Linked DNA regions of Homo sapiens: region 1 is linked to region 2. Evidence: chromatin contacts called from ENCODE Hi-C or POLR2A ChIA-PET data. All regions are on one chromosome and are shown on one strand. The core of a region is the stretch at or near the end of the contact, and the rest is flanking DNA. Distances in the headings are between cores, read along the strand shown. Region 1 has its middle 60 kb from the start of CAPZA2. Region 2 has its middle 61 kb from the start of TES.

Region 1 (3,754 bases), core at 217-2,716, 530 kb before region 2:
ACAGAGAACATCTAGGAATGGGCATAGGTTTTTAAGCAGGAAAGTGAAGTGATCAGATATATAATTTTGGTAGCTGTTTTGGGGTTATAAGGAAGAGGCAATACGGAAAGGTAGAATCAAGAAGTCAGCTGTTAGAATACTCTTGAAATAAGATGTTGAGTAATAAGTTCTAAGTGAAGTATAATTTTGAGGCACTATTCTAAAGCCCACATGGAAGATCCACTTCTTTTTTTTTGTTTTGTTTTTTTTGTTTTGAGACAAAGTCTCACTCTGTTGCCCGAGCTGGAGTGCAGCGGTGCAATCTCGGCTCACTGCAACCTCTGCCTCCGGGGTTCAAGCGATTCTCGTGCCTCAGCCTCCTGAGTAGCTAGGATTACAGACAGGCACCCGCCACCACGCCCAGCCAATGTTTGTATTTTTAGTAGGAGACAGGGTTTCACCATGTTGGCCAGGCTGGTCTCAAACTCCTGACCTCAGGTGATCCACCCACCTCGGCCTCCCAAAGTGCTGGGATTACAGGCGTGAACCACTGCGCCCGGCCGAGGATCCACATTTTCTTCAGATCAGAGTATTTAAAATAAAACGATTCTAGGCAAACAGAATGTTAGATCTTTGATATGCCTACACTAGAGGGAGTTGCATTTTTATTATCAGATTACTTCTCTGTCAATAAAACAATGCATAAGTAAACACATCCTTAAAGTACAAAAGTAAAAGTACATACAGATACATGAAAGAAAAAAATGATAAAGAATCTATAATTTGTGAACGACAAACGAACTTAAAAAATTGAGTAAGAACAGCAAATGATCAAATGATGCATTTTTTTTTTTTTTGCTTTAGCTTCTCCCCCTGCCCCACTTTGAATCAACCAGGCTCCATAATGGCAGCCCTGATTTTTTACTTTCTGTCAGTTTAAGCATTCGTTTACTAAAACAATAGCAGTTCAATAAGCAAGACTAATTCCTGAGAGCATTACCTTAGACCATTAGCTTTTAGTCAGTCATTAATTCCTGTGACATGTCCTGGGATTAGATCATTATTGTTATCATTATTATTTTTCTCAATTCAATTTGTTTTCAAAAATGCATCTATGTTGTTTTAACGCTAGATATTTCCTTTCTGAAATATGATTTTTAGTGACTTTGGGACAGTGATTTGCTGCTTCATCCAGGTGTTTCCATAGGCCCTTTCTCACAGCTTAACAAAAAATTAGAAGAAGTTTTACAGCAGTATCACACTAGGATATTTGAGTGTCTCTGTAATTTTTCTTTACTGAGACTTCTAAAATCATTTCTGAGGACCACGTGACTGACTTTAGACATGTGGCCTCTTGGGGGCAGGATTTCACAAAGCCTTTGTATTCAGCGTTTCTTGTTTACAAGAATTGTTGCCACTGATGAATATGGTGGTTGTTTAGTCACAGTTCTGCAGAAGGAAAGCCCCAGTTTGTCTATAATGGAAAGAGCAGATGTCACAGGAACAAAGTGGCCAACGTCAAAGTAAGGGCTTTGATTGGCAAAGAGCAGGCTGTCTATTACCACATCTCCACACTTAGGCTTAGAGACATAGAGAAGAAAACTCGTAAAAACAGCGGTGAAAATTATAAACCACCAAGAAAGGTAAAGGAAATATGGTGCTTAAAAATTCCAGGCTGCCCAATAAAAGTAGGAACTGACATTACAGATCCCCTGGACCATAAATGAAGAACACAAATGGTTTGCAGAACCAGCGAAAAACAGTTCTGACATGTTTGGATGCCAAAGATTTTTAAAGTTGATCTCTTTTGGCCTGGTAAGATTTTATGCATTTTTGTCGTTCCAGCCAAGAGGTCTAAGGATTAGTGGATGTTTCTGCCAGCCTGGGACTCATGCGGTGAAAAGAATGTACTCATGTGACAGTGAAAAATTGAATGCACAAAGACAAAGGGCTTCTTTTCAAGAAAGGAATAAGAATTAATTCTCATTGTAATTTGGGCCCAGTGCTTCAAAAATAACGTTAAATTAGTAGTTAATTTAAATCAGAGATGTCTGTTTATGCATTCTAAATATGGCCATTTTCATCTCAGAATTGCTTCTCTAAGAGTACCTCGTTTTCCACCGGGTGTGGTGGCTCACACCTGTAATCCCAGCACTTTGGAAGGCTGAGGTGGCAATCATTTGAGGCCAGGAACTGGAGATCAGCCTGGCCAACATGGCGAAATCCCATCTCTACTGAAAATACAAAAATTAGCTGGGTGTGGTGATGCATGCCTGTAATTCCAGCTACTTGGGAGGTTGAGGCAGGAGAATCACTTGAACCCAGGAGGTGGTGGTTGCAGTGAGCCGAGATTGAACCACTGCACTCCAGCCTGGGTGACAGAGAGAGACTCCATCTCAAAAAAAGAAAAAAAAAAGAGTAACTAGTTTTCAGAATGCTTAACCAGGTAGGGTTTAACTACGCAGGAGAATTGGACTTGAGCCGTATTCTAAACTGGTCTACATGAGGAGCTAACTCCTTATTAAAATAATGATAGTAATAATAAAGGAGTAGGAGCTATTTCAATATTTGGATGCTAATTTATATAGGCTAATAATTATAAATATATTCACTTATTTTAACCTACATGTTTTATTGATAAGAACAAAAACACATTCATCAGAATAGCTCGGGAACATCAATGGAAGATAAAAGGGAGAAGACAGAAGTGCTTTCTGTTTCAAATGTTTGTTAAATATTTGCCTTGAAGCCAACATAGTACTAGTTGGATGACAAGATAGTAAGTCCTATTAATGATGGGCTTTTCATTACAGTAGATATGCTTTTGCAATTTTCCTAGATTTCTGCCCTGGGGTCACATGGTAAGTTAATAGTAGTTATAAACCTCTCAGCATTGTGATCAATATCTTTGGCTGACGTAATCTAGTTCTCTGGAATAATTTACAACAAAGGACAGTTTGGGCAAGCATCCATTTTATTACCTTCAATTCACCAACTGAAATATTTCATTGGTTTATGACTGAAGTTCTTTCCAATTCTTTGATAGATAAGGAATTGAGATAGTCCTGAAAGAACCCCTCAAATATGAAAAAGAAAAACAGCAATAAGCATTTCTTCCTTTGGGGCATAACGTCTGCATACCTCTCTGTGTCTTGAAACTGTCTGAAGTGCTACAACAGTGAGTCATGTGTGCCTGTGTAACTTGCTATGTGTGTCTAGTCATGTATTCCTCATCTTCAAACACATAGCACATAACTAAAACAATACTGTACTTAGTTTACTTTTTCTTCAACCTGAATGATCATTAACCATCTATTAACATTTGAGCAAAAATGAGGAACAATAATAATTTCTAGACACCAATACTGAAGACTATGGCTCTTATTCTTGCACCTTCATGCAACATGCCTGTCATTTAGACAGAATGTTCTCTTCCATGTCTGTTGTGTATTCCAGGTCTAAAGGCTAAAACAGAAAAAAGGAATCTGTCACAGGAGAAGTAATTAAAGTGATAGTGGGGAGTGTAGAGAAAGAAGTGAGGGAGTTCTCTTGCCAGTGCCACTGTCTTGTCACCTTTCTCCTCTCTCACCCTCACTGTCATATGCAGGATGAGGCAGAATCACAGCTGTTTCTACTGTATATAAAGCAGGTGTGAGGTGAAGAATGGGGTAAGAAGTTGGCTGGGCATGGTGGCTCATGCCTGTAATCTCAGAACTTTGGGAGCCTGAGGCGGGCAGATCCCCTGAGGTCAGGAGTTCAAGACCAGCCTGGCCAA
Region 2 (3,499 bases), core at 139-2,638:
TACTTGTTTGCATGTCTGCCTCTGTCCTCACTTGGTGAGCTTCTTATATGCCTTGTAAATATCACGGTATTTGGTAAGCTCTGAGTGTTGACTATTGAATAACTGAGTAAACACAGACTTGACATTTTCTACATACTGATTTAATCTGGTGGATTTGTTAACATCGGCTATACCTGGTGACCATATCAGATTGTTGGTACTGAAGGAATTTTTGTATCAAGCCCAAATTACAAGTAACCAAATAGAAATTTTTATTTTTCAATCCCCTTTTCTCATGCAACTCACCTGTATTTAGAAATGTGTGTTACAAATTATAAGAAGGAAATAACTTGATTATTTTATTTGAATATTAGTCAAAAGCAGCAGGTAACAGACATATTTCCATTTCATTTACTTTATAAGATTCATTAATTAAGAAGATATGATTATTTTATTGCTTAGTAAACAGAGCAAACTTTCTGGCATATATGTATTTTATATTTCTGAAGCATAACTAATTCTCTAATTTGGAAGAATATGTGAGTTTGATACATCTAGCTTATAGTATAATTCTAAATTTCTAGCCACAAATTTTCCAGTTTTTCCGTTCATTCAGTATGTCGTCACTAATCTTTTTTTCATTTCAGATATTTGGGTATCTAATGATATTTAAAAAGAAAAAAATATAATATTTGGTTAGTACAGTGTGTCTAGTTTTTTTGAAATTATATTTAGACCTTGATAGTCTTAATTTATTTTTCTAGATAAATGCATGTTACTGCATTTAATAGTAAGAAAACCCATTTTCCTGAACTTACTGTAAACAGGTGAATATATGGTGATAAACAGTGTTCTTGCATCATCTATGACTTTTGTAAACACACTTTGTCTTGTAATATTCTTTACCTTCTTTCAGTTAAAGATGTGATCTGTCAGATGCTTACATTTGTTAAACAACATTGACAAAAGCCTTAGCCTGTGACACTTGTGCATTGTCAACTTCATTTTCCCACTTTCCTTCGCCATGGGACTAGCTACTTCATTGCCATAACAGGAAAGCAGGATCATCTAAAAAAGCCAAGCTGTGGACTCTTTCCTCATCAGAGACCTCAGAGCCTGAATGAGTGCAATTTAGTTTCTGTCCCTTTGGAGACAGTTGTAGGGGAGTAAGCTTTCCGTAGCAGGAGAGACATGGTGATTTTTTCCCTATTGCACTCCAATTTTTCAAGAATGTGTTTGAAATCAGATGTCGAACTAAACTCTAAGTTTAGTTTTATTTCAAATACATTCCATACAGATTGTAGCACAGGATAGGGTATATTACTCAGCCTCCCTCCACACTGTGACTCATAAGGAAACCCCTTTTACCAGCTGCCAACAAATGAAGAGCTTGGGTTACCAGAGTTTGAGCAAGCACAGATGCAGAATGATCTGGAGCTGGGCAGGGACAGAGTGTGCATTCCAGGTTGGCAAAAGTGCACAGTTTACAATTGCAAGGCAAGGTTGGTGCTTGAGAACAGTCAAGGAGGCTGATAGATGCTTAGTAAATCAGGCTAAGAATGCATGATTTTCTCCCCCCGCATACTCCTAATGTGTTTTCAAAGCGGAGATATTAATTGTAAATTTTCCAAAGTGCTTTCTTTGTTGTTAATGGGTAAGCCATTTAAATATCTCTACAGCTGCATAGTTCTGATCCAACCCCCAAATCACAGCTAAACTTCTAATGCTGCAGTATGTGGTGGCTTGAATCAGCATTACCATACAAGGCAGCTTTGAATTCCTCGCAGTAACCTTTTATTACTGTTTTTAAGTTTCCCAAGCACTGCCAAATGTCTTGAACTTTGTGGAATGATTATAAACTTTATAAATATAAACCTTTGGTTCCCCTTTGAAATTCTGCTAAAGAAGGCCAAAATTATATTAACAGTGCATATATTTCAAAATCAAAGACCTGTAATACCATTTTGATTATTCACTCTTGGAAAAAAAATTGTTGGGATCATTGGACAATTGATAAAGGGGCATTGCAACAGCTGTGCTGACTTTCAGGAAAAAAAAATGATACAACCCAGAAACAATGTTTGGGCTGAAAAGCGGGCCTGCATGTCTGGTTGTTTGCAGATGCCTGGGATATTTAGAAAGCTGCCCCTTTAAAATCTCCAAAACATTTTGTTAGAAACACTTCGTAATGGAAGTATGTTGCCCTTGGCACCTCGGCAGAGCAATTCTTGCTTTCATTTCAAAATATGAGAAATTTCTTTAGAAACAGAAAGGGTTTTGTCTTTTGCAAGCTGACATGATGCATGGCCCAGAATCAATCCGATGTGGAGCAACTCCTTAAGGAGAGAAGAGCTTTCTCAAAGAACAGGCTACAGCTTTTGGAAGCTGCAAAGGCACATGGAAGAAATCTCTGTGAAAGGGCAAGCAAGCAAAAGAAAACTATTTCTATGTGGTGCTGACATCGTGACCTGACATAGTTCATATGAAAGGGAAGAAGATATACATTCAGTATTAAGTATGTCATGGTGAACACAAATTCACACTTTAGGCCTTGATTGTCAGGGTGTGAATTCCAGGTCTTTTACTTCTTAGCTTGGTGGCTTTCCAAATTACATAATCATAATAATTCTACTGCCCTCAGTTATTCTATCTGTAAAATGATAAAGTACCTACCTCGAAGGGTCGTTGTGAGGATTAACTGAGTTTGTATGTATAAAGTAGATATAACATTGACTAGAGCCACTTTTTGAAATAATGCTAAGAAAATTTTAAATAGAACAGAGTAAGAATAAACTTTATCTTTAAAAGTTTTCCAGTAAATTTACTCTCATATGATAATACTTGCCCTAACACACACACACACTCGCTTGCTCTCACACATGCACACTGCTCACACACGCTCACACACACTTGCACACACACTCGATCACACACACACAACTCACTCGCTCACACATGCATGCAAGAGATGATAAAGAGGTCATTCTAATGTTTTTTCCTCTCCTATTTGTAAAATCTATAAGTACTTTGGAAAAGGTTCTATAATTATCCTGCAAAGTTCTTCTGGATGGGAATAAGTCATAGAAATTCCATTTCATTTTATAAGTTAAGAATCAAGAACCCATCTCAGCCTTCGATGAGAATACTGAATCTTCCCTCTGAGGTGCCACCCTTTAAGGCAGGGGCTTCACCTGCCATGTTTGCCATCTTATGCCAGCCATTGGAATGGGCAGAAGGGAGTGCTTAATAAAGATTGAGTGGTGATGATAATTCATAATAGTGTTTCATAGTTCATTACCTTACGGATTTTGCAAAACAGCATATGGTATTTCCCAGTAGAGGCAAATGCTGAGTGCTGTGCCATTTGGTGAAAAAAGGAGCATGACATGGAAAACCAATTCAAAATGAAAGCACCTCATGTTGCTGCGGACCTATGCTGTCTTCCAGCTCCTCTCTTCCTTGCTCCCATTTCACACCCATCCTCAGAACTTTGTTTGGACCAAGGGAAAAGAGAGAAAAT

The links. A loop is a pair of places that touch in the nucleus more often than their neighbours do. ChIA-PET counts read pairs that join two places held with the same protein, here RNA polymerase II (POLR2A). Pooled maps may share reads with other maps.
Region 1: a map of gastrocnemius medialis shows a loop between it and region 2 (6-fold over the local background). The contact joins two enhancer-like sites. A Hi-C loop is called at or near these places in 22 of 168 maps with a recorded cell type or tissue (Caco-2, GM11168, GM12878 and 14 more), 4 of 37 single-sample maps with no recorded cell type and 7 of 50 pooled maps. POLR2A ChIA-PET finds 5 or more read pairs at or near these places in 3 of 52 experiments (Caco-2, OCI-LY7 and T-cell).

Annotation. Positions count from the first base shown.
Region 1 is chr7:116,800,628-116,804,381 of GRCh38, reverse strand. No RefSeq gene overlaps it. Among named protein-coding and RNA genes, the nearest start is that of CAPZA2, 60 kb to the left of the region's middle. Within about 2 kb of position 1,466, at least 11 of the 41 ENCODE cell types and tissues checked have a DNase peak (open chromatin) inside an H3K27ac peak, as active enhancers do; they include gastrocnemius medialis, psoas muscle, thyroid gland and 1 more, where a contact is called at or near this core.
Region 2 is chr7:116,270,045-116,273,543 of GRCh38, reverse strand. No RefSeq gene overlaps it. Among named protein-coding and RNA genes, the nearest start is that of TES, 61 kb to the right of the region's middle. Within about 2 kb of position 1,388, at least 19 of the 41 ENCODE cell types and tissues checked have a DNase peak (open chromatin) inside an H3K27ac peak, as active enhancers do; they include gastrocnemius medialis, psoas muscle, thyroid gland and 1 more, where a contact is called at or near this core.